Regions from separate parts of the Homo sapiens genome. Here regions 1, 2 and 3 are each linked to region 4. Evidence: chromatin contacts called from ENCODE Hi-C or POLR2A ChIA-PET data. All regions are on one chromosome and are shown on one strand. The core of a region is the stretch at or near the end of the contact, and the rest is flanking DNA. Distances in the headings are between cores, read along the strand shown.

Region 1 (7,384 bases), core at 3,523-6,022, 360 kb before region 4:
GTGTGGCAAAAAAAAAAAAAAAAAAAAAAAAAAACTTTGTTAAGATTTTTTTGAAGCTACTTATTTGCTTTTCCCTAAACTTGTAGGCTACATAATTGAGATGTGTGGTTCACTATAAAGTGCCTCCTAACCTTTTACTCTTTAGAACAGTGATTCCTCAAGGGGGTGGGGTCATTAGAAATCTTGGCACTGGGGGAGGGGGAAAGAGAGGGGGAATATGAGGTTTGAAAATACAGCAGTATTTGATCCCATCACTTTTTCTGTGTAGTTATATATGTATTTATGTAGATATGCACATGTATGTATGTGTATGCATGCACACACATGCATTGAATTTCAAATCAGATTCAAAGAGGGCATGAGAAGCCTGGGTTGAGAAATACTGCTTTGAAATAAGAATATTTTTTAAATTGCAAAAGAGGCAAATGGTAAGTACTTCTCAGTCATTTGTGAAATTTCTGACTCCATTTACATCAGCCATTTGTTTCTTCTTGACAGTATCCCCTACAGAAAATACTAATTGAAGGCGGGGCATGGTGGCTCACGCTTGTAATCCCAGAACTTTGGGAGGCCGAGGTGGGCAGATCATGAGGTCAGGAGTTCAAGACCAACCTGGCCAACATAGTGAAACCCTGTTTCTACAAAAAATACAAAAACTAGCCGGGCATGGTGGCAGGCGCCTGTAATCCCAGCTACTCGGGAGGCTGAGGCAGGAGAATCACTTGAACCCAGAAGGCAGAGGTTGCAGTGAGCTGAGATCACGCCATTGCACTCTAGCCTGGGCGACCAAGTGAGACTGTCTCAAAAACAAACAAACAAACAAACAAACAAACACCCAGAAAACATTGAGTGCTTACTATATATACCGGGCAATGTTTTAAATGCTTTACATTTATTAACTAATTAAATCCTTAAAGCCCTATAAGGTAGGTGGTTATTATCTTTATTTTACAGATAAAAAGTTCTTAGAGTTGGTATGCAGTAAGGACTTGAACTCAGGAATTCTGGCTTCAATACACAATGACACTTCTACATTTTATTTTCAGTATGTCTCCACCAGTCCATTTCTTTCTAGTTCCCTATCAGCACGCTCCCTTCTTTGTAGCAACCAGGCAGTGCTCACATACACCTGTCAAGCAAATCCAAATGACCACTCCTCTTCTCCTTTGCCAGACCTATCCAGCAAAGGATCAGCAAACAGAAGAGAAGGGCCTACAAGTAGCCAGGCTGAATTTGGCCAACTAGGGCCTCAGTCCCATTCCCCCTACAATGCACCTCCTCCCTCTAGTAACTTGGGCAATTCCTGAAAATAGATTACAAAGCTAGGTGTTCTACAATTTTTAACAAATGAATACATGCACACACATACAACCTGCATATGTACATTAAGAGAAATATTTCAGGCCGAGCGCAATGGCTCATGCCTGTAATCCCAGCACTTTGGGAGGCCGAGGTGGGTGGATCACCTGAAGTCAGGAGTTCAAGACCAGCCAGACCAACATGGTGAAACCCCATCTCTATTAAAACTGCAAAATTAGCCAGGAGTGGTGGCACATGTCTGTAATCCCAGCTACTTGGGAGGCTGAGGCAGGAGAATCGCTTGAACCTGGGAGGTGGAGGTTTCAGTGAGCTGAGATCACGGCCATTGCACTCCAGCCTGGGCAACAAGAGCGCAACTCTGTCTCAAAGGGAAAAAAAAAAAAAAGAAAAAGTCTTTCTCTCCACTCCCTGGGAGCAAACACTGCCAATAATATGTTATTAATAATTATAAAGTATGTTTATAATTATGATTGGCATTACAACTTTTTTTTTTTTTTAGATGGAGTCTAGCTCTGTCACCCAGTCTGGAGGTGCAATGGCACGGTCTTGGCTCACTGCAACCTCTGCCTCCTAGGTTCAAGCGATTCTTGTGCCTCAGCTTCCTGAGGAGGTAGGACTACAGGCACGCCAGCACAAGCAGCTAGTTTTTTGTATTTTTAGTAGAGACAGAGTTTCACCATGTTGGTCAGGCTGGTCTTCAACTCCTGACCTCAGGTAATCTGCCCACCTCGCCCTCCCAAAGTGCTGGGATTACAGGTGTGAGGCACTGCACCTGGCCAAGCATTATAACTTTAAATGTCTACCTCTATTTTTTGATATATCAACTTTAGACGACATTTATCTTTTGAGTCCCAAGTATGGAAGATAAAGAGCATAGTTACCTTCCATTAATCTCCCCTCATCATCATCCCATTTTTAAAATATTATTTTCCTACTGTCAATGTTAACAACTTGCATCCTATAATCCTTCCATGCTTTGTCTTTGGAGGATTCTAAAGTTTACAAACAGACAGTATTTAGAATATTATGATTATGTATATATTTTACTGGAGAACTAAGCATGGAAGGACCCATAAAAAGGGAAATATTCCATACAGAGCTACTAATCTAATAGACCAAAAAAAAAAGGGGGGGCCAAAGAATCAAACAAGCATCTAATAACATTCACTGAGCATTTACTATGTGGCAGGCACACGTTAAGCACTCTACATACATTGCCTTATTTAATTCTCAAAACCACCATTTAAGGAAGAATTATTATGAGCCCAACTTTGGAAAGAGAAACTAAGGCTAAGGTTACATACCTGGCAAGTGCCCAGATCAGGTAGTATGGAGCAGGGCAGAGATTTGAATCCATGTATGACTCCAGGGCCTGAACTCTTCACTATACTGCTTGCTCATACTACTCTTTCACTTTCATTTTCCTAACAATGTCTAATTAATGCCCTGAATAGCAGAGGGAGTGTGTTATTCACAGAGATTAAAATCATTCTGTCTAGGCTGGTGCTAGGCCCGGTGCTCACGCCTGTAATCCCAGCACTTTGGGAGGCCGAGGTGGGTGGATCACCTGAGGTTGGGAGTTCGAGATCAACATGGAGAAACCTCGTCTCTACTAAAAATACAAAATTAGCCAGGCGTGGTGGCGCATGCCTGTAATCCCAGTACTTGGGAGGCTGAGGCAGAATTGCTTGAACCCGGGAGGCGGAGATTGCGGGGAGCCGAGATCGCGCCATTGCACTCCAGCCTAGGCAACAAGAGTGAAGCTCTGTCTCAAAAAAATAAAAATAAATAAAAAATCATTCTGTCTAGATAATGAACTTGTTTTCAGATAGATGTTCTCTTCCAAATCTTTTAAAACCATCACAATGACACTGTGTTCAGCCTTTCCACTCACCAAATCTGGGAAGCATTAACGATTATGCTTTATGGCTGGACTTCACAATACAGTATATAGAAACAAAGTAAAGGTCTCAGAGTGACTTTTCCTGTTCACATATTAAAAATCACGAATGGAACGCTGAAAGCAGTAGTCTAATATACGAAAATTATTTAAAACTCAGGAATTTAATACAATAAATGAAAATTCTTTGAGGATACAGTTATCTCTTTGTTCTATCTTTAATCATGTTTTTCAATTGGGGATAAATTAAAAGGGCTACTGAATTATCCAACAAGATGTTTCTTGCTACATTATATACACTATGCAGTAATACACTGAGCAGTTTCATTCCAAGTTATCTTTAACTCTATTTCTAAAATTTACAGGTGAAGAGAACCTCATTTACAGACCAACTCTCTCCTTATGATTCCAAGCACAGATGATTATATTACTGTGCAAGACACGGAGCCACTAAACTCATTCAAAAATAAAACCATCACGGACCAGATGTAAATCAAGCCCTCCTGACACTAAATTCTCTATGGTAAGAGATCAAGGGTCTGGCTTATAATCATAACCTAAACCTTGACACCGTTTCAGCGCAATACATTACTATTCCGAGTAACTGATAGTTTCTTTCCACTACAGGTGTTCTTCAGTAAACTAGTACACAGTACCTCATCTACAACTCAGAATCGGCATTTAAATTACAGGAGCATTCAAACAGATGTGGGTAAAAAGGGGATGCCAATCTCAAGAGCAGCTCTAGAATTGAGTCACTCATTCTATCAGATTCCCAAAGATGTCTTGAACTCTGTAGATATTTGTAAATTGGCACTTTTAATTTTTTTTATCCGTTTGTTTAACGTATCTGTCACTCTAAGCTGTGAGCTTCAGTATAGAAGAGGGTGTAACATTCACATTTGTATCTCCTAGGACTAGCAGTGTCTGGTATATAGCAGGCTTCGAGTGCCTGTGTGGAATTAACCACAGAAGTCCATGCTGCAAACAAAGGAAAACGGAGAGGAGGCATTTTAGTTGAGACGTTAAGGAATCAATTACCCTTTAGAAACAGACCTTGTGCCTGGCCAGGACAGAATACAATAACTGAAGGGGCCTCACGAAGCCGGAGTCAGGCATTACAGCCCTATCTTCCTTAACTCTCCATTGGGTCTACGCAGTGTGGCCGCTCGCCCTGCAGAGACAGGCCTTCAGGCCCCCGATCCCTGCGTCCAGACGGGGGTGCAAACACCACAGAGCTCAATCCAGCTTCAGCCGTTCTCCCTTCCCAGCTCCAGCCCAGCTTCGGCCCCAGACTAAACCCGGGCCGCGTCTGCTCGCTCCAGGCACGTACCATGACAGGGCAATTCAGGTGGCCCACAGGCGAACCTGGTTCACTCACCTACTTGGTAGAGCCGACCCTCGGGTGAAAAAATGGTAATGTGGCGGTCAAAACCGGCGCTGGAACCACGGGACATGTTGGTAGAAGCACTACTTTAAACACAATCCCTGGGCCCCGTAGCTCCCGCACCAGGCACACAAGCACCTCCCGGAAGTTGCAGCGACTGCTTCCGGGGTACCAGCCGCGTTTCTTCCGCTCTTGCATGCCGAACTCACGGCTCTGGAGCCAGTTCGAGCACTGAGCTCTGAGGCCCCGCCCCCTAAGGGGGTGGTGGAGTGAGGGCGGGAGGCCTTTGAAGGTATGCGCCTGCGCCAAGCAGGCCTCTTGAGTGGATAGACGTGAAACTTGGGTCGTGGCGCTTTCAGGCTTTCATCTGGAGAATGAATTGACTATAGCAAGGACGAAAAGGCTTCCTGGGGGCCCAGAATAGCGATTTGCCTATCAGTGTGACCTAAATAGAACGTGTAATTAACAAGTCTCTTACATGCATCCTGTGTCTGGTCAGACTGCTGGCTTGCCTTCTTCCTAACCTCTTTTATCCTCCACTTTCATTCCTATTACGGGGGAAACAGGTTGCAGCTGCAGCTGCAGCCGTTAAATTTAGGCACTGAAGGAAGCGGGTTCAAGCAGCCGCTGGAAAGAACATTATTTTCTGACAGCCAGGCAAGATCTTCTTTTGGCCAGCAGCCCCGACAATTTTTAGTCTTTTTTTTTTTTTTTTTTTTTTTTGAGACAGAGTTTCGCCCTTGTTGCCCAGGCTGGAGTGCAATGGCGCGATCTCGGCTGACTGCAACCTCCCCCTCCTGAGTTCAAGCGATTCTCCTGCCTCATCCTCCCGAGTAGCTGGGATTATAGGCGTGTGCCACCAGGACCGGCTAATTTTGTATTTTTAGTAGAGGCGGGGTTTCGCCATGTTGGTCAGGCAGCTCTCGAACTCCTGAGCCCAAGTGATCCACCTTCCTCGGCCTCCCAGAGTGCTGGGATTACAGGCTTGAGCCACAGTGCCCAGGCAATTTTTAGTCTTGAAAGCGGAGGCCGGGCGCGGTGGCTCACGCCTGTAATCCCAGCACTTTGGGAGACCAAGGCGGGCGGATCACGAGGTCAGGAGATTGAGACCATCCTGGCTAACACGGTGAAACCCCGTCTCTACTAAAAAATACAAAAAAAATTAGCCAGGCGTGGTGGCGGGCGCCTGTAGTCCCATATACTTGGGAGGCTGAGGCAGGAGAACGGCGTGAACCGGAGAGGCGGAGCTTGCAGTGAGCCGAGATCATGCCACTGCACTCCAGCCTGGGCGACAGAGCGAGACTCCGTCTCAAAAAAAAAAAAAAAGAAAGAAAGCCTAACTCCAGCCTGGCCAACATAGGAAGGCCCCGTCTCTACAAAAAATAAAATTAGCTGTGCGTGGTGGCGCGCGCCAGTAGTCCCAGCTACTCGGGGGGCTAAGGTGGGAGGATGGCTTGAGCCCAGGAGATCCAGGTTGCAGTGAGCTATGATCACGCCACTGCACTCCAGCCTGGGCGACAGAGGAAGATCTATCTAAATAAAAAAAAAAAAATGTGGAACTGAGGTTGAAATACGAGTAATGGGGAATGAGGTTAAGCACCCTTGATTAATAATGAACTAGAGCTGAGGGGATGGGGCTTAGAGCAGCTAGTGTTGCATGGATTAATGAGAGTAATTCCAAGCTGGCGAGGTAGCTCCGGGAGAAGAGCAGGTGGCTTTTCAAATCGCAAATTTGTGCCTATTTTGACTTTCCCCAAGGCACACTCCCATTTAATGAATACAAAATGCAAAACATAATGTTAGGATAGTTGTTTTTCTCCCCAGATAAAGATGGTTTGTGTACAAGGAAGGCAAGATACACTAATGTTTGTGGCACTGTAATGCCTGCTGTAATACTGAAGTAGGGATTCTTACTCCTTTAATGTATTTCCTAAACTAACTTTCTATTTTAAAGAAAAAATGTTCTAAGACCTTCATAAGGGAATTCCAATTTCTCAAGTGTTTTTAAAAATTAATTTCTATTTTATTAATCTAAAAAATCCCAAACTGAAACATGGTTAAGAAAACGGTAAATGCATACAGCATCTCTGGCACAAAGGGTACTTTCCAGCACTGGCTAGTTCCCAAGTGGACTGATAAAAGTTTTCCCTTGCTTCTGGTTCAGGTCCCTACTCTCAGGACCAACTCCTCTTGACCTTTTGAAGACTTTTGTCTTCTCAGACTCTGAAAGAGCCTGGTATACTGTAATTCCTACTGTTTGCCTGCATAGTCAGAGTTCTCGGTAAGGCTGCTAGGAGGATGAACTTAGTCTCACAGCCTCAACAGCTGGCTCTATACTGATGTCTCCTGAATTTAGGTCTCTAGCTGGACCCTTCTCTGGAACTGGATCTTCTCTAATTGCCAATGGGATATTTTTCACATTGAGACATATGGCACCTCAAAACCCCACGTTTGAAAGAGAACTCCTTATCTCATCTATTCCCTCTCAAGCGAATTCCTGCCCCTTGTACCACATTTTCCAAGTCTTCAGAGCCAAAACTTTGTAGCAGTCTTAATTTCTTAATACTTCTCCCCCTCTGCCTTCATTTGTTCCTGCTCTGCTATTCTGCCTTTTTTTTTTTTTTTTTTTTTGAAATGCGGTATTGCTCTGTCACCCAGACTGGAGTGCAGTGGCATGATCACTGCAGCCTTGAACTCCTGCGCTCAAGTGATCCTCTGGCCTCAGCCTCCCAAGGAGCTGGGACTGCAGCTGCACACCAACAGTCCTGGCTAGTTTA
Region 2 (6,878 bases), core at 4,379-6,878, 470 kb before region 4:
GGGAGACTGAGGTGGGAGAATTGCTTGAGCCCAAGAGATTAAGGCTACAGCGAGCTGTGATCATGCCACAGCACTCCAGCCTAGGTGACACAGCAAGACCTTGTCTCAAAAACACAAACAGGCCGGGCATGGTTGCTCACACCTGTAATCCCAGCACTTTGGGAGGCCAAGGCGGGTAGATCACCTGAGGTCAGGAGTTTGAGACCAGCCTAGCCAACATAGTGAAACCCTGTCTCTACCCAAAATACAAAAAATGAGCCGGGCATGGTGGCGGGTGCCTGCAATCCCAGCTACTCAGGAGGCTGAGGCAGGAGAATCACTTGAACCCGGGAGGCAGAGGTTGCAGTGAGCCAAGATCACATCATTGCACTCCAGCCTGGGCAACAAGAGCAAAACTCTTGGTTTGTCTCAAAAACAAACAAACAAAACAAATAAATACTTGGTTTGAGGGAGGAAAAATTCACTTTTCAGAGGTTAGAGCCCCTAATCCTAACCCTGCCTGGCAGGAGCAGCCCTGCGCATCATGGATGGACACACTGTCCCAGTCTCCTGTTACACAGGAGCAGAGAACCCATGATGCCAAGAGCAGAAGGTTGTGCCTCTTGCAAAGCACAATTAAAACATCATACCTTGGCTGAAAAAGAGGTTGTAAACTCAGAGCTTATAGGCTCTGTTTAGCCAATAGATGCAGAAATGCATTGTGTTTAGTTTTCATAATGTTTTTATGTTTGTTTGAGGCAAGGTCTCACTCTTTTGCTGAGGCTGGAGCTCAGTGACACAGTCATGGCCCACTGTAGCCTCAACGTCCCAGGTTCGAGCAATCCTCCCACCTCAGTCTCCCAAGTAGGTGCGACTACAGGTGTATGCCACCACACCTGGTTAATTTTTTTATTTTTATTTTTATAGCGATGGGGTCTCACTATGTTGCCCAGGCTGGTCTCAAACTCCTAAACGCAAGTGATCCTCCTGCCTCACCCTCTCAAAGTGTTGGGATTGCAGGCATGAGCCACGGAGCTGGGCCAATTTTTTTTATTTCTTTAACAATAGAAGGTCACTACTGAACTGAAGGTGCTACATGCCAAAAGTTGTCTGAGCTAAGTATGAGGGAAGTACACACCCTGACCTAAGCTGTTGGAGATCCCACTCCTTTCAGACTCAAATGGTCTGTTTCACTCATCTGTGAAATCTGCCTGCTCCCTATGCGTAAGTATTTTGAGTTTGAGATCCTTTAAAGCTTTGATCTCCATTAAATTGCAGAATTTGTAGCAAAGGAAACACATTAAGGATTTGACGGTCTTATTTTCACTTCACTACAAATGAAGGTTCTGACAGCTGTTTTTCCTTTTTTTTTTTTTTAATTGAGACAGAGTCTCTCTCTGCTGCCCAGGCAGGAGTGCAATGGCACGATCTCAGCTCACTGCAACCTTCACCTCCCAGGGTCAAGTGATTCTCCTGCCTCAGCCTCCCGAGTAGCTGGGATTACAGGCATGTGCCATCACGCCTGGCTAATTTTTGTATTTTGAGTAGAGATGGGGTTTCACCATGTTGGCCGGGCTGGTCTTGAACTCCTGACCTCAGGTGATCAGCTCGCCTCAGCCTCCCAAAGTGCTGGGATTATAGGTCGGAGCCACCGCCCCCAGCCTTGTTTTTCTATGGGAAAAGATCCATAGCTTGGGGGCTCCCTGTTCTGAAGAGGATGCAGACAGTTGCTACCACGATAGCAAGAAAGAAGACAACCTGAGACTGAAAGCAGAATATTTAGAATTTCACAGTGGGGCTGCCAGTTGGGAGTGCACCTGCCTTGCTCTTCAGGAACTCTGTCATGGCTCGTCTTTCTTCCAGCCTAGCTGCACTGAGCAATAGGTAGCCTGATTCCAGAGTTGAATTTGCTGTAGCCAAAACAATTTAGTTTTAATTGGCCAGGCCAGTTGACACAGGCCACCCTGCCCTGAGGATTTTGGACCACCTGGCTGAACTTGTAGACTCTCTCCATGGCACTTCAGGCAATAGGTTTTGTCCATACTGTGCTTGTTCCATGCAGGAGGAGTGCCTGAAGTGCCTGCAGCCAAACCAGGCCCTGGCGATGCTCCTTTTCCCATGGGGGTGCTCCTGGAGCATCACTGGCCGTCCTGTCATTTCCTACGGCTGCGTCCTGGGCCAAAATACAAAGCAGCTTTGAGGTGTAACTTATTATTTTGCCTTATGCATTAAAAAGGCCAAATAACATTAAAAATCAGTTATCTAAAGTATTTTGTTTTGTTTTGTTTTGTTTTTTGAGACAGAGTCTCACCCTGTTGCCCAGGCTGGCGTGCAATGGCGCGATCTCGGCTCACTGCAACCTCTGCCTCCTCGGTTCAAGTGATTCTCCTGCCTCAGCCTCCTAAGCAGCATCTGCACCACCACACCCGACTAATTTTTTGTATCTTTAGTAGAGACGGGGTTTCATCATGTTGGCCAGGCTGGTCTCGAACTCCTGACCTCATGATCCACCTGCCTCAGCCTCCCAAAGTGCTGAGATTATAGGCGTGAGCCACTGCGCACAGCCTACAGTTTTAACATTTTTTTTAACGGTTATGTTAGCTAGAATGTTTGACAATGAGGAGGAGAAAAATCTGAGTGCTGAAGGGTCCATAAAGGTCTTTCTTTTTCTTTTTTTTCTTTTTGAGACAGGGTCTCAGTCTGTTGCTCAAGCTGGAGTGCAGTTGTGCCATCATGGCTCACTACAAACTCCACCTCCCAGGCTCAAGCAATTCTCCCACTTCTGCCTCTGGAGTAGCTGGGACTACAGGCACCTGCCACCACACTCTGCTAATTATATTTTTTGTAGAGACAAGAGTTTAGCCTTGTTGCCCAGGCTGGTCTCCAACTCCTGGGTGGCAAGCAATCCTCCTGCCTCAGCAACCCAAAGTGCTGAAATTACAGCAGTGAGCCACAACTCCTGGCCCATAAAGGTCTTTCTAAATCAAAACCAGACCCTCTTGTTGTCTTCTGCCCAGTCTGCTCATGGTTCTAATTTCCAAGTGTATATTCTTTTTCACCCACGTTGTAATGTTTGTTGACTTAAACCATATAGCGCTATAGATGATGGGGAGAAAACCTGTTGGATCACATTATTCAAAACTGTTTCCCAGAGTCGCAGGAAAACAATAGGTACCTCCTTGGAAATCTCCACTGTAGGGACAAGTCATCAAGGCTCAGCACCTCCCAATTTTTGCAAAAGGCACTATGACAAATCAAGGAACGCCTGTGCCTTACTCTTACCACTAGGTGTCACACAAAACAATCAGGAATAAACACCAAGATCCTGAAGGCTACCAGAAATATAAAACCATAGAAGGTGGTGCAAAAAAACCTTATTCCTCAGATATTTTTATTTTTTATAACCATTTTTATACCTGAAGCCAAATATCTTCTTCTGATGTATCCTCTATAATTGGGACATTTAGAGTTTGATGTTTCTGTACTTGTTTAAAAGAAGTGACTATCCCCAGATGGGGGTCAGGGGACACCCACCCTTTATTTTCCCTAACAGTTGGAGTAGAAAATACTTTTGAGTACATTCCAAATTATAGTGTAGTCAGTCTGATTTTCACAGCGTGTTTTCAAAAGTGTTAATACTAAGACTGCTTTGGCCAAATGATTAATATACTGCCAAGGGGTTCCTGGGTAAATTTCTATGCATTTCAGTTTCTTTTTAGGGAAGTAGGAACAATATCTATCTTACAAGATTAGTTCTGAGAACAATGTGGTACATAAGGCGCTGGAATTCTTTCAAAAATTTATACCCTGACATTTCCAAGAGCCATGGTCACCCTTACAAAGGAGAGTTAGGCATGCATTTGTAGACAAGCAATATGACTTTTAAGCTAGAAAAGACCTTAAGTAACATTCAATCTAATCTTATTATAAAAGTTAAGTATACCACAAAAAAGTTAACTGACCTCTCCAACTAATGTGCAGTCAAGTAAAGATAGAACCTGGAATTGAGATGTCCCATTGCAGTCACTGTTTCACCTTGCCTCAATCATTGTAGATTTGCATATCATAAACCTGCAGAGACAATGGTGTCTATCCCTGGGAAGTTTTCATTGTAACATGTGATCATTATTACCCTGGAGGGTCTATCTGATTTTAATTTTTTTCCCTTCATACTTGGTCTCTCTCTATCGAGTCAGATTTCTTTCATTCTAATATTAGGGGAGGGGTGGAGATACGAAGAGAGGGGAAGGATTGGTTAGTACAAGGCCAGTCAAGGTAAAGATGATTGCAATAATCACCAGAAATCTCTGCAGAACTACAGAGGCCTCCTGGGACTAATTCTGAAGAGCTCTGACCGAAGTTTGCTTTATTTTGCCTGTACCAATTCTACCAAGTAGATGAATTCAGTCCATGGCTTGCAGGCTTGGAGGTGGAGGTGGAGTGGAGAGCATAAATTATATTTCTGCAGGTGAAACCAGAGCATAGTGAGCCGAAACCCCTTTCTACCCAGGTGGCGTGAATGGGTCCAACTGCTACTGTCCCCCAGGACAAGAGAGCAAGGAGGGGCGGGCAGGATGGGACTACCTTGAGCCTCCCGCAGGATGCCTGGCAACTACTTTCTTAGTGGTCCTTAAGGTCCAATCGCGGTTAAGGCACTAACTAAACTCATTCTTCAGCCTCCTTCTCTAAGTTCTCCTCGAATTTGGGTGCCCAGAAGTAGGCTCACGATCCTTTTTCTGCGGGAGCACAATGTAGGTCAGATAGCATAAACGAATAGCTACTTATGAACACAATAGCTACTCTGCTATTGCAAGGTATCCACAACCACCACTACAAACATTAACACCTTGCTTTACTTGGGAAACAAAAAAAATCATGGTCCTATTCAGCAGTTTCCCCATACAGGGAGCGTTTGCCCCTCCCCCAGTCAACAGGGCTGTTCATCCCTAGGAAGTGATTTGAGAGTTCTCCAAGGATTTAGGCTTTTCACTCCTCCAAAGCTTTCACAACTTCTACCTGGCGGGGGTGCGTGGGGGGGTGGGGGCGAAGCTAAAAGTTCCTTTGCTGCAAAGAGCCTGGTATAGGCAGAAACACCGGCGCGGCCTGCAGCCCCCTAACCACAGTGCGTCCTTCCCCTTAGAAGTCTGGGGAAAGCAAATCCCTACGCCCAGCCATCATTTCCACTCTTGCGTTTTCAAAAGATCAAAAAACGGAAAGGACCGGCAGGTTGGCAAACCCCAAAGAGGGACCGCCCATCAGGTCGGCGTCCTTGGGATCTCAGCAGCCGACGACCCCAATTCAAATCGATCGTGGGAAACCCCAGGGAAAGAAGGCTCACTTGCAGAGGGACAGGATTACAGGGTGCAGGCTGCAGGGAAGTACCGGGGGGAGGGGGCCTGGTCGGAAGGACTTTCCAGCCACTCGGCGCTCATCAAAAAGTTCCCTGTCCGTGACCCTAGTGGCTCATCGCAGGGAGTTTCTCCGATGAACCCCAGCTCAGGGTTTAGGCTTCTTTTTCCCCCTAGCAGAGGACGAAGCCAGTTCTCTTTTTCTGGTCTGACTGGCTTGGAAATTCCCCGAGCCTGACCCCGCCCCAGAGAAATCCCCAGCCAGCGTTTATAGGGCGCCGCGGCGGCGCTGCAGAGCCCACAGCAGTCCGTGCCGCCGTCCCGCCCGCCAGCGCCCCAGCGAGGAAGCAGCGCGCAGCCCGCGGCCCAGCGCACCCGCAGCAGCGCCCGCAGCTCGTCCGCGCCATGTTCCAGGCGGCCGAGCGCCCCCAGGAGTGGGCCATGGAGGGCCCCCGCGACGGGCTGAAGAAGGAGCGGCTACTGGACGACCGCCACGACAGCGGCCTGGACTCCATGAAAGACGAGGAGTACGAGCAGATGGTCAAGGAGCTGCAGGAGATCCGCCTCGAGCCGCAGGAGGTGCCGCGCGGCTCGGAGCCCTGGAAGCAGCAGCTCACCGAGGACGGGGACTCGTAAGTGGCGGAGGCCCGGGGCTGGGGGTCGTCGGGAGGGCGGGACGCGCGCGGCCTGGGGGTGGGAGGCGCCGGGCCTGGAGCCCGAGCCGGGGGACCAGCGATGCAGCCGGGCGGGCGCCGCGGCACCCCGGGGCTCCTGCACCGCCCCGAACGCTGCAGGGCTGCAGGGCCGCGCGGGGCACCGGCCCAACTCGGAGGGGCGGCGGCTGGGCCCTGGTGGATGGCAGCGTCGCCACACGCCCCCTCCCCCCAGACCCGTCCTCTAGGCCGGGGGCGGGGCGGCAGCGGGGACGCGAAGTCCCCGGTTGCATAAGGCGGGGCGGGAGTTTCTGGCCGCTGGCGGGCGCCGAGCAGCCGGGAGGGGAAGTACAGGGCGTTCCGAGCTGGCGGGAGGGCGGGGCGGTCTGGCCGGCGCCCGCCGGGGCCGCGGGGGGAGGGGGGCGGAAAGTCCCTGGGCGCCTGCCAGGAACACTCAGCTCATAATAACCTCGCGGAAAACACCGCGGCCTCGGCCTCCAGAAACCCCGGCCTTGCGCAATCCCCCGCAGCCCGCGCCTCCCTGGGCCCCACGCGGTGCACTCACCACCCCTGGGGTTTTTCCCTCTCTTCCCCACAGGTTCCTGCACTTGGCCATCATCCATGAAGAAAAGGCACTGACCATGGAAGTGATCCGCCAGGTGAAGGGAGACCTGGCCTTCCTCAACTTCCAGAACAACCTGCAGCAGGTGCGCCGCTTGCCTGGCCCGGGTTCTCTCTGACCCTGGGACGTAGCTGATGTAGCAGAGTCACCCCAGATCCTTTCTGAATTCAGGGCCACTGAGCACTATTTACCCTCACCTTTTACTTCACATCAGCCCACATCCTAGAGAGTGAAGGAAATTCCACTGATTTGGTGAGGTCTTTATGACCCACCTGG
Region 3 (7,235 bases), core at 2,211-4,710, 430 kb before region 4:
CCATCTCTGCAGCGTTTTCCCCGGGGCTGAGCCCAACCAGGATCCCACGGGCCAGAGCCGCAGCGCCGCTGTCCCCAAGACGTGGCCAGAGGGACAAATGTCTGGCACAGCTAGCTGATGTTTAAGTGGTTTTCTTTTGTCTTTGCAATTTAGAGATAACCGTATGAAAAATAGCTGTATTCCGATATCTCAAGAGTTAAAAAATCTCACCCCAGCCGCCCTGCCCCTCGCTGGGTTTGCGGGCTTCTTTCTGGCAGAGTCTGGGAGGGCGTCCCCAGGCATTTGCTCTCCTGCCCCCGCGGTCACCCAGGAGGCCTGGGCAGCCCAGCCCCTCTGTCCAGGAAAGCCCCTGGAGTGGGTGCAAGCTCTGAATCACACGTTCCACCCTGACACCCCTTAGAAATTTAAGCTGCCTGTCATTGATCCTTCTCCGGGCCACTTTTGTACACAGTTCCAGCTGAAGAAAGGCACCAGTATCTGCACATTGCTTAAAAATGAGACTATTCACCTCTCTGGGGTGAGGGGAGAAACAAAAGAAAAAGAAATGAGAATAAACGCACTTCGCATCCCAACATCATAAAATATTACAAAGAGTTTTGCTTTTGCAAAATCAAATAAACTACCCACAACTGTACCTACCAAGTAAAAGTGCACCTTTGTTTGTAAGCAGAGGAATGAGGAAAACAGACTGGGGACACTTGGACTCATTTCCAGAGCATAGCTTTAGGGACCAGCCTCAGGGTGGTTGTAAAGATCACATTCAGAACAATGAGCTCTTCCTAGATGTCAAGTCACTATGCGGGACTGCACCTCCAACCCCAAGGCTACCCACTAACCCCAAACCTTGCCCTCTAAAGCTCAGCTGGGAGTGCAATGGGTTAAAATAAGTCAACCCAATGGAGTGCAGGGGCCCGGGGAGCTCCTCAGCCATGTGGAGTCCTGGTTTGCCCCCATGCCAGGCTGCTACAGGCAGGGCCCATTCATCCAAATGAACCCCTGAGCTGCTGGGGCAAGAGGGTGAAAGGAGAAGATGTCCCTCCCAGTTGGTTCCCAGGTTTGAGGGAGAAGCACAGATCCTGCCTCCATCCAGCCCAGAAGAGAAGAAGGGTCCTCCTGGGGAAGAGGTGGCCTGACCCCCATGCAGGGCTGGGAGGAGGCGGGTGAGGGGGCTGTTGTGAAGCTGCAAGTTCCCTTTGCATACCGAAAGCTTCTAGTTGCAGCCGGATGTAGGGGAAAGTGCCGGGGGAGATAAGGGGCCCCATGAGCAGAGCACCCCACCATGGGAAGATAAAAATAGAAATACAGTTCTCCCCACCCCCACCCCAGCCAAAGAAAGTGTGAAAAGCCACTCTGGAATGCCACAGAAGCAGCCATGCAAATTAAACTCATTAAATGAAATAGTACAAGTACAGGGCCTAGCACTAGCTTGCCACATGGTAGGTGCACAGTGAATGTTGCTCCCCTTACACACACACACACACACACACACACACACACACACACACACAGCTGTGTCTGGCCCTACCACAAGCTGAAATGCACATTTACTTGATATATTCATCCGGCTCCTCTTTGAGAGGCATGACCTCGGCTGCCCAAACTTGCAGGCCTCCCCGTAACTGGCCACAGCAATCCCAGCACAGAGCCCCTGGTGTGGAAGGGGCATGACAGGGCAGCCTCAGCCTCAGGTGTCAGCCCTGGTGGGCTGGGTTCCAGGCAAACATTCTGAGGCAAAGTCTCCACGAGGGTGAAGGTTCTCCCAGAGCTGGCCCTTCTGACTCCAGGCACAGGGCCTGGGGCGCCTCGTCACTTCTCCCTCCTTTCTGCCAACCAACCTCCCCCGGCTCCACATTTGCAGACAGGTAGCCAGGCCCCTCCACCTCAGGCTCCCTGCAGGGTGGCCCTGGGATGTCAGGTCTGGGGTGGGCAAGGGGAGGCTGGAAGACAGTCTCCCAGTGACTCAAGCTAGGCTGACCCCTCACTACAGAGGAGTCAACCCCTCCATTTGGATGTGGAGCTTCGGTCTCCTCCACCACACACTTGCACGAAGGGTTGGGAGACTGGGTATGGGGAAGGAAAGGGATAACGCTGAGGGCTGAGCCCTGGGGGGTAGTGCCAACCTGGATTTTGCAACAGAGCAGGCTGAGAGCGAGGACCATGTACAGAGAACCCACTGTGTGCCGGCTCTATGCCAGGCCTTTGCATAGTTTCATTTCATCTTCACCACAAGTTGGTCAGGTAGGTGTTCAAGACCCATTTTATAGATGAAGAGACTGAAGCCCCGTGTTCAAGACCCATTTTACAGATGAAGAGACTGATGCCCACAGAGTTGAATTTAGTTGCCAGAGTCACACAGCTATCTGAGAGGGGTGGCCTCTGGCTCCATTGGAGGTGCTGTGTTTTCTGACTGAGGGTTGGGGCTGGTGTGGATCTGGGTAAAAGGCTGCGGATGGACTTCTGGCTGCAGCCCAAGGAACCATGTGGGGCAAGGCTGGCTCGGTGAGCATGCAGCGCTGTCACAGAGGGGTCGGGACTGTGGGCACCCTGCTGGCCAGTGGAGGGCTGTGGAAGAGGTTTGCACAGGCCTCGCTGTCCCCGAGGTCACCAGGCCTTCTCCCCTGGAGTAAGTGGGGGTCCCCAAGCCTTAGACTCCAGCGTGGGTGATGACTTCTTTCTGCCTTCCCAGTTGATGCCCTTGGAAAAGCCCCTGACTCCATCATGGGCCACAGAGTGCTGTGTAATTTCCTCTGTGGGTCAGCCCTCCACTGAAGGCTGTGACGGGGACATGACTCAGGCCTTGGCCTGCCACCGACAAGCCACCAGCTGCATGGATCCCAGCTGACTCGGTGGACACAGAAGCGGCGCCTGCTGGTTTCTGCCATTTATGCTTCATCCTACACTAGGAGAGGTGCGCCCGCCGAGGGGATGGGCCAGGCAGATTGTGGGTCACACTGGACCCACAGCATGTCAGGAACTGGGACCAGTTCTCGGTCATCGCTGGGGAGAACCGTGACTGAGACAGACCCTCCGCCAGGTCTGGAGCAAGTCAGCCAGGATCCTCCAGGCTCAAGAATCTCAGTGGCACCAGCAAGCTATTGGAGCTGGGCCTGCTCTCCCCATCTACTCCCAAGTAAGAACATTTTCCATCTTCCCACAGGAAGTGACCCACAAGTGAATTTGCTCTTTTTGGAGAAAGGTGCTTTGCTTAGATAATTAAAAAAAAAAAGAAACCAAACCCATTCAGTGGTTACTTCAAGCTGCCTTCCAGGAATTCACCATGGATATACAGGGCCTTGAAAGGCCTCAGCTGACAGCAGGTCTTTGGAAAACAAGAAAGGTCATCTTTGGATCCCTTGTTCTGAGCTGACAGTGGCCTCCCCCTCAGGGTGGGGAAGCACAGGCCAGGGCACCAGTCATACTTCTGGGCAATTCGAAGTCATGTGTTCTGTGTCACCAAGGCCGTGACTCACCCCTGTGCTTGCCGAAGCTCATTCACAAAGGGGTGAAACTGCTCTACAAGCACTTTTCTGAGTGAGGCTGCCCACCTCCCAGAGGGGAAAACGGGCCCCACGGGAGGTGGGCCTGGCCCTCCCGGGTTCAAGCCGTCCAGGCAGGGGCCCCTCAGGGCCAGGACCAGGAGAGTTCAGTTCTGTGTCCCCACCCCTTAGGACTTCAATAAATTCTGTTAGATGAATGAACCAACAGCAGAAGAAATGAAGTGAAGCTGGCACAAAACCCTAAAGCTCCTCCTTTCGATGTAGACGTTCCCTGTGTTCTTGCTCCTCGGGGAAGAGGAGAGATGCTTGTGTGACCCATGGGAGGGAGGCTGGACCTCCTCAGAGTGAGCCAACAGCGGCTGAGGGCACAGAAGTCACATGCCCAGGGCCGGCTCTCCCTCCACATCCCTCTAAGAAGGTGGGAGCTGTCCTGGAATCCTTTGAGGGGGTAGGGCCACTCAGTGTCCGGGCTATTTCTGGAATTACAAACAGCTCATGTTGGTTGAGATCCTCAAAGGAGTTTCATTTATTTATTTATTTTTTTATTTATTGAGACAGAGTCTCACTATGTTGCCCAGGATGGTCTCGAACTCTTGGCTTCAAGTGATCCTCCCACCTCAGCCTCCCAAAGTGCTGGGATTACAGGCATGAGCCACTATGCCTGGCTCAAAATAGTTTTTTATTTCTTTTTAATCTTTATTCATTTATTTTTTGAGACAGAGTCTTGCTCTGTCATCCAGGCTGGAGTGCAGTGGTGCGATCTTGGCTCATTGCAACCTCTGCCTCCAGAGTTCAAACGACTCTTGTGCCTCAGCCTTCTGAGTAGCTAGGACTATGGTGGTGCGCCATCATACCTGGCTTTTTTTTTTTTTTTTTTTCTGGAGACAGAATCTGTAGCTGGGATTTTAGGCATCTGTCTCCACACCCAGCTAATTTTTGTATTTTTAGTAGAGACAGGGTTTCACCATGTTGGCCAGGATGGTCTCAAACTCCTGGCCTCAAGTGATCTGCCCACCTCGGCCTCCCAAAGTGCTAGGATAACAGGTGTGAGCCACCACACCCAGCCAAAAGAGTTTTTTTTTTTTTAAATTATTGTTATTATTATTGTGCTCCTTAAAACAACAAAGGCCAGGTGACAGATGCTAAGAGCCCAGTCTAGACTGGTGCAGTCAGGCCGGGAGGAGTGAGCAGCCACTTGTGGGCCTCGGTCAGGCTGTCCTGACAGAGAGGACAGAGTAGGTGGCTATCCATGCTGCAGGTTCCGCCACCCTACAGCATCTCCTCCCTGCCTGGGAATCCCATGTTTAGTTGCTCCTGTAGGTTGGACAGCCATGATTGGGGCAGCTGCCACCCAGAGATTGTGGGGACAGTTCTGGGCTTGCCTAAGGGCTCTGGAGTCTGGAATCTGGACCACATAGTACAGCAAGAGAAACAGCACACAGCTCATCCTTGAGCGTATCTAATATATCAAAATGATTCCAGAATTAATGAGACCTCCTGGGTACCTAGTACCTAAAGGCTTAACTGGGATAGCACTCCACCCCACCCCCCATCCCACCTGCCCCACCTCTCGCAAGACATATTCAGTCCTCCATAGAGACACCTCCCTTAATGCTAAGGAGTTCACTCAGCTCAGACTTCTGGAGTGGGGAAACGGAGGCTTTCTCCATCCAGACTCATCATCCTGGAATTCTTTATTTCTCTCTCCTGATTGCGGTTTTTTTTTCTATATTCCCTATTTTTTCACTTTTTCTTTTTCACAGTCTTTTTTTTCTTGAAATATTTCTCCTTTTCTTTCTTTGTCTTCTCCTTAGTAAATCAAATTGCCTAATTGTCAACCTGGCAGGTGGGGACTGGAACCCAGGGAGGATGTGGCACCGGACAGAGGCTTCCAATGGAGGCAACAGCTTGGTCCACCCACATGGCGGCAGATCCACGCATCTCCCTGGACCTTCCGTGTCTGAGCGTCCATCTGGGAGCCTCCACCAAGGGGCATGAGAGAACAGAAGCGGAGGAAGACCCTGAGAGTTGGCTTCCTAAGAGAGAAAAGGGTAACGAGAATGACATAAGAGTTTTGTTAGGCTGATCACACTAATGGCCAAAACACTGAAGCTGAGTGGGTCAGCGATGCAGCAGGCATTAGTGCCAGCTGGAGAATACAAGTTTGCCCTGCACTTAGGGCCGCACCATCCATGTGGCAGGATTTCTCACTCCTGGGGCCTTCCACAGACGTGCATTTTACCATATTCTCTAACCATAAACAAACGAAAACTCTCGTGGCATACAGCTTTCAAAGACCATTGTCTCGAAAAGGAAATTGGGACTGCATTTTCCCACAAGTTCAAGGAGTTTTGATTACTCAGAACGCCCTCTCGACATTCTTGTGAACATTTGAGAAATTCCCACTGCCTCCTGTTGCCCTCAGTGCAGGAAGCCAGGGATATGCACACTCAGACAAGCGCTTCTGGGCTCACAGCAACTGCACAAACCATTGCATAACTGCAAGCAGGGTGCGTGTGTGTGTGTGCAAGTGTGTGTGTGCGTGCGTGCACGTGTGTGCATGCATGTCTGCGTTGTGTCCATATGCGTGTGCGTGTGTGTGCATGTGTCCGTGTGCGTGCATGTGTACATGCGTGCGTGCCTGTGCGTGTGTGCGCGTGTGTGTGCGCGCGCGCGTGTGTGTGTGTTACTTTGCTTGATAATGAAAGGAAATGCAAATAAAGAAATACTGGCTTCTGGTAAATTTATGCCTAAAAGATTACTTCATTCCAAATCTTTCTGGACTACACACCTCCTCAAAATTCCTCCCCAATTTTTTTTCCAGGAGCTTATTTCCCAGAGTGGTGTTCCAGGATTGCTGCAGGACATGTGACAATGGAATTACTTCTATGAGAGCCCGATTTTGGGGCTCAAAGTTGTCCTCAAGCCCAGAGATGGATGCAGGGACTCTCCAAGGTAGAAGGGCCTTCTGGCTACCAGCCACCCATGCAAAGTGAAACTCCAGGCACGAAAAAGACATGGGGAGTCTTGGCAAATACTGAAGCCACTGCTGGAAAAGAAGGAAGGCCCCATGTGAGCCTGCCCTCACCATTCCATGGAGACAGATGAGCCCGTGGGAAGCTGAATGTGCTAGGGGAGATCTTTGTGCCCTGCTAACCAGTGGCCTGCCAGAAGCCCAAAAAGTGCCAGGAGGGAGCAGCGACAGGAAAGCAGAGAATTCTGGAAAATAAGGTTTCCCAGCATCATCTGCCTGGGTGAATGTCGTTGGCAGGTAGACATCTGTCTCAATTTCTAAAGAATGATCTGATTTTCTAAAAAAGGAGAAAGAAGGGAAGGAGGGAAGAAGGAAGGAAGGGAAAAAAAGGGAAAAGTAAAGAAAAAATAAAAGAACTCCGGGCGCAGTGGCTCACGCCTGTAATCCTAGAACTTTGGGAGGCTGAGGTGGGCAGATCACCTGAGGTCAGGAATTTGAGACCAGCCTGACCAACATGGTGAAACCCCATCTCTACTAAAAATACAAAAAAAATTAGCTGGCTGTGGTGGCGCGTGCCTGTAATCCCAGCTACTCGGGAGGCTGAGGCAGGAGACTCGCTTGAACCCGGGAGGCGGAGGTTGCGGTGAGCCGAGATTGCACCATTGCACTCCAGCCTGGGTGACAAGAGCAAAACTGCATCTCAAAAGAAAAAAAAAAGAAAGAAAAAATAAAAGAAAAGGAGATATAAAAGTTCTAGATCTGTG
Region 4 (7,882 bases), core at 4,745-7,244:
TCCTGCCTCTATCTAGTATGTGGAACTTAACTGAACTTAGAAGGGACTTCAGAACTATTTATTTATTTATTTATTGAGACAGAGTTTTGCTCTTGTTGCTCAGGCTGGAGTGCAATGGCTCAATCTCAGCTCACCGCAACCTCTGCCTCCCGGGTTCAAGCGATTCTCCTGAGTAGCTGGGATTACAGGCAAGCATCACCACGCCCGGTTAATTTTTTGTATTTTTAGTAGAGACAGGGTTTCTCCATGTTGGTCAGGCTGGTCTCGAACTCCTGACCTCAGGTGATCTGCCTGCCTCGGCCTCCCAAAGTGCTGGGATTACAGGCACAAGCCACCACACCCAGCCCTGTAGATTTCTCATTGAGGGCACAAACATTTATTTCCATCTCCTGTGTAACTATTCATAAACTTAAAGATGATTACTAAAGCAACTTTCACCTTCCTCAGGTTAAATAAGCAATGTGCCTTTAAACTTTCCACATAAATTCTGTTTTCTAATTTTTGTTGTTGTTGTTGTTGCTATTTTGTGTTTTCTAATTTTTAATCCTTTGGTTAATCATGCCTCTGGATTTTTTCCCATTTTCTTCATCTCTTGAATTTAGAGCCCAGGATCTGATACAATACCCTAGTAAAGGGTTAATTCCTATTGCATAGATTTTCGATACCTGCCACAGACTTGAGGGCAGGTTGAGGGCAGATACTGTTTTATACTTTTCTAGTATCAGTAACTTTCTAGCATATGTAGGTGCTCAGTAAATTCTTACTGATTGATTGGTGTATCCCAGAATTGTTTTTGAGTTGTAAATCACAGTACCACTTTGCTGATTCATGTTTAATGTTTGCTTCACTATAAAAATTGTTTGTAAAGTAAAAAACAGCAAGGAACTCTACAAGTGGTGAACAATGGCTATAAATCATAGAACCATCTTTGTTTTTGTGAAAAGTATTCTTACTTCAATTAGCAGTCTTTCTATTCCCGACCACCTATCCCAAAGGAATCATCATCAATAATGCCATCTCTGCATACAAAAGATATTCTTTAATTACGATGCTTAGCTGAGTTAGCATTTTTACTTTTTTTCCTTTTTCTATTCTTTTTTTTTTTTTTTTTTTTTTTTTTTTTTTTTTTTTTTTGAGACGGAGTCTCGCTCTGTCTCCCAGGCTGGAGTGCAGTGGCGCGATCTCTGCTCGCTGCAAGCTCCGCCTCCCGGGTTCACGCCATTCTCCTGCCTCAGCCTCCCGAGTAGCTGGGACTACCGGCACCCGCCACCACGCCCAGCTAATTTTTTTTTAATTTTTAGTAGAAACAGGGTTTCTCCGTGTTAGCCAGGATGGTCTCGATCTCTTGACCTCGTGATCCGCCCACCTCGGCCTCCCAAAGTGCTAGGATTACAGGCGTGAGCCACCGTGCCCGGCCTATTCTTTTTTTTTTTTTTTTTTTTTTTTTTTAGTAGCACTTGTTGTTGAAGCATTTTTACTTTTTGTATTTCCTTCTTTCTGAGTTACTGTGGTAGGCTGCATCTAAAATGACTCCTAAGCACCGTACCTTCTGGTTTTCACATCCTTGTGTAATTTCCTCCTCTTGTGCTTGGGCCGGACCTAATGACCTCTTTCAAAAGAATAGAATATGGCAAAGTGACAGAATGTCACATCTGAGATTAGGTTACAAAAGACTGTGACTTTCATCTTCCTCTCTCTCTTGCGCTCTCACTTGCTCATTCCAATGTAGGAAATTGCCATGTTGCAATTTCCAAAGGATAGGTCACAATCCAAAGGATAGGTCCATATGGCAGAAAAACGGAGGGTAGCCTCTAGTCAACAGCCAGTGAGGAACGGAGGCCCTGAGTGCAACACCCTGATAGGGACTAAGTCCTACCAACATCAACACCTAGTCAAGCCTTAAGATGACTGCAGCACCCGCTCAACACCTTTTATACAGCCTTATGAGAAACCCAGAGCCAAGAGACCCAACTAAGCTTTGCCTAGCTTCCTTACTCATAGACTCTGTAAGAAAATAATTGTTTATTGCTTTAAGGCACCAAGTTTGGGGGTAATTTTTCATACAGCAAGAGATAACTAATATAGATTCTGTTTGATAAATATTAACTTACACCTAACTCAGATTTCACTCAAAGAAATTAATATGCATGTGAGAAGATATATTCTTTACCCAGCCACGGGAGGTATTGCCTAGGAAAAACTTAGATAGTTGCCAACCGATTGTATCATAATCTCACTTCTGAGTTTAGAAATTAATATTAAAGGACTGTAGTTTCCAGTCAGACTTTTCCATTTAAAAACCATGAGCTTCTATTTTTACAAGTCATAGGTACTTAATTAGTTCTCCACTATTCTGTAAAATAATACACTCCTAGTTCTGTGATAACTCTGGTCAATTCTAGAAATAAGTATTCGTTAGTACAAATTACCAGAGCCTGTGGATTTGAATGTATCAATCTGTTTTATTAAGCAGGCCCCATTTTGTGAAACTCAGCTGGAAAACGACAGTCAACCTGACAATTCTCATAGATAGTTAATTTAAGAAATTCTTCTTCTTCTTCTTCTTTTTTTTTTTTTTTTTTTTTGATAGAGGGTCTTACTCTATTGCCCAGGCTGGAGTGCAGCGGCACAATCATGTCTCACTGCAGCCTCAGCCTCCGGAATAGCTGGGACTGCAGGTGCACACCACGATGCCCAGCTAATTTTTTTTTTTTTTTTTTTTTTTGAGACGGAGTGTCGCTCTGTCGCCCAGAGTGGAGTACAGTGGCTCCATCTCGGTTCACTGCAAGCTCCACCCGCTGGGCTCACGCCATTCTCCTGCCTCAGCCTCCCGAGTAGCTGGGAATACAGGCGCCTGCCACTACGCCCAGCTAATTTTTGTATATTTAGTAGAGACGGGGTTTCACCGTGTTAGCCAGGATGGTCTCGATCTCCTGACCTCGTGATCCACCTGCCTCGGCCTCCCAAAGTGCTGGGATTACAGATGTGAGCCACGGCGCCCGGCCGCCCAGCTAATTTTTAAATTTTTTTTGTAGAAACAGAGTTTCACGAAGTTGCCCAGGCTGGTCTCAAACTCCTGGGCTCGAGCAGTTTGCCCACCCCAGCCTCCCAAAGTGCTAGGATTACAGGTGTGAGCCACCACACTTGGCTAATTTTCTTTTTCTTTTTCTTTCTTTTTTTTTTTTTTTTTTGAGACAGTCTCACTCTGTCACCTGGCTGGAGTTTAGTGACACGATCTTAGCTCCCTGCAACCTCTGCCTCCTGAGTTCAAGTGATTCTCCTACCTCAGCCTCCTGAGTAGCTGGAATTACAGGTACACACCACCACGCCCAGCTAATTTTTGTATTTTTAGCAGAGACAGCGTTTCGCCATGTTGGCCTCTATCTCTTGACCTTGTGATCCACCCACCGCAGCCTCCCAAAGAGCTGGGATTACAGGCGTGAGCCACCATGCCCAGCCTAATTTTTTATTTTTTGTGAAGATGGGGTCTCTGTTGCCTGGGCTGGTCTCAAACTCCAGGGCTCAAGTGATCCTCCAGTCTCAGCCTCCCAAAGTGCTGAGATTACAGGCATGAGCCCCTGTGCCCACCCAAAAAATTATTCTTAAGCTGGTGAGTACATAAATGTTTCTTTATTATTTTTTAAATCTATATATATGTTTTATGAAGTTTTTGTTATGTGTAATACATTTCATAATAAAAACAAGGTTTAAAAAAAACAAGCTTTCTGACTTGTTCTGATATTTAAGATTTTGGTAAAAAGTTTTAAGTTTTAAAGAGTGCATATGGGCTGGTCCGAGTGCAGTGGTTTATGACTAATTAATCACAACCAGTTCCAGATTTCTTTGTTCTTTCTCTACTCCCACTGCTTCACTTGGCTAGCCTTTAGTAAATAAATAAATAAATAGAGTGCCTATGGTAGTTAACCAAAAAAAGAGTGTTTTCTAAGCTTCCATTAAGTCTATCATACACTATCATTAATTCCCCTAAGACTGTGTCAAGTTACCTATTTACAAAGATCGATTGCTCAGATCCTTCAAAGTTCATGAATCCTTTAGTTTTGGATGATAAAGAGTGAAAAAACAAAAGTTAAAGAGAAGCCCACAGAACCAGAGAAAAAAAGAAGTTGCCTTCTTTCTCATCCTTCATAAACACCTGCCCACACAGGTTGATGTCCTTTTTCAAATATTTAGTCAGACCCCAAGCACTACCTTTGACCCTGGTATTACAAGTCCCACTCTGCCTTTACTACTCATATCTGAACTTTTAATATCTAATTACAATATTCAGTGAACTGATATTACATGCTACCATTTTTAAGTTTGGAATTAAACTTGGAATTATGTTGACAAATCTGGTTTGTTTTAGAACTTAATACGATTTAGAACTTTTGTTTATTATGTTTTATAAATTAAATGCCATTTTTTACCTTTTAAAATTATCTTCCTATTTTATTCATTCAGCAAATATTTATATACCTATAGTAAAAGTATATAAACCTGATATATAGTAATATATCCAGAAATGTTCAGGATAGAAATGCAGTAGTGAACAGACAAGCAAGCTTGTAGTCTTTAAATAAATTACCAACTGTAATGCTGTTTGACATTATGTTTTTAAATAATGCATAACCTATTGTTATCAGGGAGTTATACATACCTATGTATTACCATATATCTTCCAATATAGGCTTGTAATAAAGTCAGTATACTCACGTTCTCTTTTCTAAGCATGTCTTAACAGGTTAAACCACACAACCGTGATATTTGTATATTATATAATTAACATCTTAAATAACAGCTTTGAAATTTCTTTTTTTTTTTTTTTTTTTTTTTTTTTTTTTTTGAGACGGAGTCTCGCTGTCACCCAGGCTGGAGTGCAGTGGCGCGATCTGGGCTCACTGCAAGCTCCACCTCCCGGGTTCACGCCATTCTCCTGCCTCAGCCTCCCCAGTAGCTGGGACTACAGGCGCCCGCCACCACGCCCAGCTAATTTTTTGTATTTTTAGTAGAGGTGGGGTTTCACCGTGTTAGCCAGGATGGTCTCGATCTCCTGACCTCGTGATCCGCCCGCCTCGGCCTCCCAAAGTGCTGGGATTACAGGCGTGAGCCACCGCGCCCGGCCTGAAATTTCTTAGTGATAGATTGCACTGCACTAAAATTTGAGACAGGGCCAGGCATGGTAGCTCACCCCTATAATCCCAGCACTTTGGGAGGCCAAGGTGGGCGGATCACCTGAGGTCAGGAGTTTGAGACGAGCCTGGCCAACATGACAAAACCCTATCTCTACTAAAAATACAAAAATTAGCCTGGCATGGTGGCACACACCTGTAATCCCTGCTACTCAGGAGGCTGAGGCAGGAGAATCACTTGAACCAAGGGCGGAGATTGCAGTGAGCCGAGATTGCACCACTGCATTCCAGCCTGGACGACAGAGCAAGACTCTGTCTCAAAAAATAAATAAATAAAAATTGAGGCAGATACACTTCGTATCATACACATTAAAACAGGAAAGGATTAACCCTCATCACACATATACTCAAATCAAAGTTAATACCACTTGGTTTTCTTTTTATTTGTTTTAGTAAAAATTAGACAGTTTACAATTAAAGAAACTATCTTTGAGAACCTGATCTTTCAGTCTATGGATATTTAATGAAAATAATGAAATTAGTTATCACCTTTGAAGAGGGGAGGATTCAGGGAAGAAAAACCAGTACCATCCATCTGTAATAGATTGCTTAATTGAAGATATTTAGCAAAAGCACACTGAAGACTAATAGAATTGCCCAAAGGTTTTTCTCCTCTTTGATCTACATATTGTGTCTCACATGACACAAGTGTGACACACCACCTCAAAAACAAACTTGCCCTTTCCATTCAAATACCAAACTGGCCAAGTAGGGTGGATAGAGTGCTGTGTCTCCTTCCTGGTACAGTGTGCCAGCAAGGAAAGTCTCTGTTATATAACTTCCTGCATCTTCAAAACAAAACAAGACTTCACGTAAGAGATATTACCACCCCTAGAAAAGTTCCACCCATCAGAATAGGAAATCCTCATCTGTTGCTGACAGCAGTGTCACAAAGGCCTTAAAAATGTTTAAATACCTTGACTAAACAGTTCAGTTTCTAAAAACTTAAGAAAATAATCGGATATTTGCAAAATGATTTCTGTATGATGGTTTACTACAGTGTTGTTTTATAATGGTAGTAAATTGGAAACCACCTAAACGTCCAGTAGCTGGAGATTGATTAGGTATAGGACATCCATATCCACTCCAGCCTGGGTGACAGAGCGAGACCTTGTCTTAACAAAAAAAAAAAAAAAAAAAAAAAAAAAAGTAGACAGCTGCAACTTTGGATGGCCAAAGGGCTGGCAGTGATAGGAACAGCTACTTCAATAAAGAGAACAGAAAACTGAAAGCTGTAAATTACACATTTTCTATTCTGTGCTTTGCTTTCCGGGAAGTCACATGTTCATTAGACTCCTTTTTATTTAAAAACTAGGTAATACTTCTTTCCCACCTTATAATTACCTCCCAAAATACAGTCAACACAATGCTGTGCTTTGGCTACTTTGGCTAAGAATAATCCCAAATCAGCATTTTAAACCAACAGTATCAGACCAGATCAAGAGAGGTAAACTGATGTGTTCCAGCTCTCTGTTATGACCAAGCAGGAAGTTTCCGAGCAAACCTCCACTTCTCAGGAAGTTTACGTCAAACTTAGTATTTACATCCTGTTGAATATAGTCTTAATTTTTTTCTCAATTCTAGATACTATTTGAATTAAAATGTTGGAGTAATCTGTCCTCAAATTGTTTTTTTTTAACTCTCAATAGACTATGTATATCTGTTCTAAGTGACACATGGAATACCTCCATGACTAATAGTGACAAAAGTTAAAGATTGTTTTTAGAATTAAGTACCTATAATTATAACTATTTATATCCCTATACATTATCTCTTATTCATTTGATCTCTCAAGTAGGTCCTTGTTAGCTATGTTCTGATTAACTCATTATGCAGTTAGTATACTATATGCAAACAAATAAAACCCTCAGTGGAGCATCCTGATGTTTCTCTCCAGGACTGACCGTGTAATATTGACGTGGGAAAGGTGACACGATGCTGAGTCTGATACTTCTAGCAGCTGGCTGTATGACTTTGGCTAAGGCCCTTAACCTGCAGTTTTCTCACCTGAAAATAAGAGGGGTGGGTTAAATGATCTTTAGTATATCTTCTGTGATCGTACTATGCAGGAGTGCCAATCTGTATCTTACATACAGTAAAGTCATACTTCATTATGTTTGTTTGTTTGTCTTTTGAGACAGGGTCTCACTCTGTCACCAGGCTGGAGTGCAGTGGTACAATCATGGCTCACTGCAGCCTCAACCTCCCAGGCTCAAGCGATCCTCCCACCTCAGCCTACCAAGTAGTGGGGACCACAGGTGCATGCCAGCTAATTTTTTTTTTTTAAGAGATGATGTCTCCTTGTTGCCCAGGCTGATCTCAAACTCCTGGACTCAAGCAATCCTCCTATCTCTGCCTACCAAAGTGCTAGAATTATAGGCTTAAGCCACTGCTCCTGGCGCTGATCTCAAACTCCTGGACTCAAGCAATCCTCCTATCTCTGCCTACCAAAGTGCTAGAATTATAGGCTTAAGCCACTGCTCCTGGCGTCATACTTCTTAAATTAAAAAAAAAGGCATATTCTAAGTGTAAGCCGTAGGACAAAAACTGTGCATCTTTGTAGTAGGTGTGCTAGTTAGGATTATGGTTGGAAGTAATAGAAATCTGAATGGATCTTGCTTAGATAATGAGGTGAATGTATTTTAAACACATAAAGGGTCTCACAGAACCCAAGGACACAAATTGAACTGGAC

What was found. Hi-C counts contacts between places; a loop is a spot of excess contacts on that map. ChIA-PET counts read pairs that join two places held with the same protein, here RNA polymerase II (POLR2A). Pooled maps may share reads with other maps.
Region 1: a pooled map shows a loop between it and region 4 (4-fold over the local background). The contact joins the promoter of PSMA6 here to the enhancer-like site in region 4. A Hi-C loop is called at or near these places in 1 of 37 single-sample maps with no recorded cell type and 9 of 50 pooled maps. POLR2A ChIA-PET finds 5 or more read pairs at or near these places in 3 of 52 experiments (CD4-positive, alpha-beta T cell, activated T-cell and activated naive CD4-positive, alpha-beta T cell).
Region 2: a pooled map shows a loop between it and region 4 (13-fold over the local background). The contact joins the promoter of NFKBIA here to the enhancer-like site in region 4. A Hi-C loop is called at or near these places in 2 of 37 single-sample maps with no recorded cell type and 11 of 50 pooled maps. POLR2A ChIA-PET finds 5 or more read pairs at or near these places in 13 of 52 experiments (CD4-positive, alpha-beta T cell, CD4-positive, alpha-beta memory T cell, CD8-positive, alpha-beta memory T cell and 10 more).
Region 3: a pooled map shows a loop between it and region 4 (6-fold over the local background). The contact joins two enhancer-like sites. A Hi-C loop is called at or near these places in 5 of 50 pooled maps. POLR2A ChIA-PET finds 5 or more read pairs at or near these places in 3 of 52 experiments (activated CD4-positive, alpha-beta T cell, activated T-cell and endothelial cell of umbilical vein).

What each region holds. Positions count from the first base shown.
Region 1 is chr14:35,289,770-35,297,153 of GRCh38, reverse strand. It overlaps PSMA6 (proteasome 20S subunit alpha 6), which reads right to left and starts at 4,772. Exons shown (of 7, transcript NM_002791.3): 1 at 4,602-4,772. The coding sequence starts at 4,677. The region is part of intron 9 of PRORP-PSMA6 (PRORP-PSMA6 readthrough); the gene reads right to left. RefSeq lists enhancers at 2,676-2,855, 4,309-4,368, 4,449-4,568, 4,689-4,768, 4,485-5,071.
Region 2 is chr14:35,403,499-35,410,376 of GRCh38, reverse strand. NFKBIA (NFKB inhibitor alpha) reads left to right here and starts at 5,628. Exons shown (of 6, transcript NM_020529.3): 1 at 5,628-5,959; 2 at 6,579-6,687. The coding sequence starts at 5,733. RefSeq lists enhancers at 3,130-3,189, 5,167-5,566, 4,771-5,642, 6,747-6,796, 6,827-6,878 and silencers at 5,637-5,806, 5,957-6,546.
Region 3 is chr14:35,361,881-35,369,115 of GRCh38, reverse strand. No RefSeq gene overlaps it. Among named protein-coding and RNA genes, the nearest start is that of NFKBIA, 39 kb to the left of the region's middle. RefSeq lists enhancers at 23-611, 612-1,199, 1,200-1,789 and a silencer at 1,444-1,493. Within about 2 kb of position 3,460, at least 32 of the 41 ENCODE cell types and tissues checked have a DNase peak (open chromatin) inside an H3K27ac peak, as active enhancers do; they include endothelial cell of umbilical vein, where a contact is called at or near this core.
Region 4 is chr14:34,929,448-34,937,329 of GRCh38, reverse strand. The region is part of intron 2 of SRP54-AS1 (SRP54 antisense RNA 1); the gene reads left to right. Among named protein-coding and RNA genes, the nearest start is that of SRP54-AS1, 49 kb to the left of the region's middle. Within about 2 kb of position 5,994, at least 10 of the 41 ENCODE cell types and tissues checked have a DNase peak (open chromatin) inside an H3K27ac peak, as active enhancers do; they include CD4-positive, alpha-beta T cell, GM12878 and endothelial cell of umbilical vein, where a contact is called at or near this core.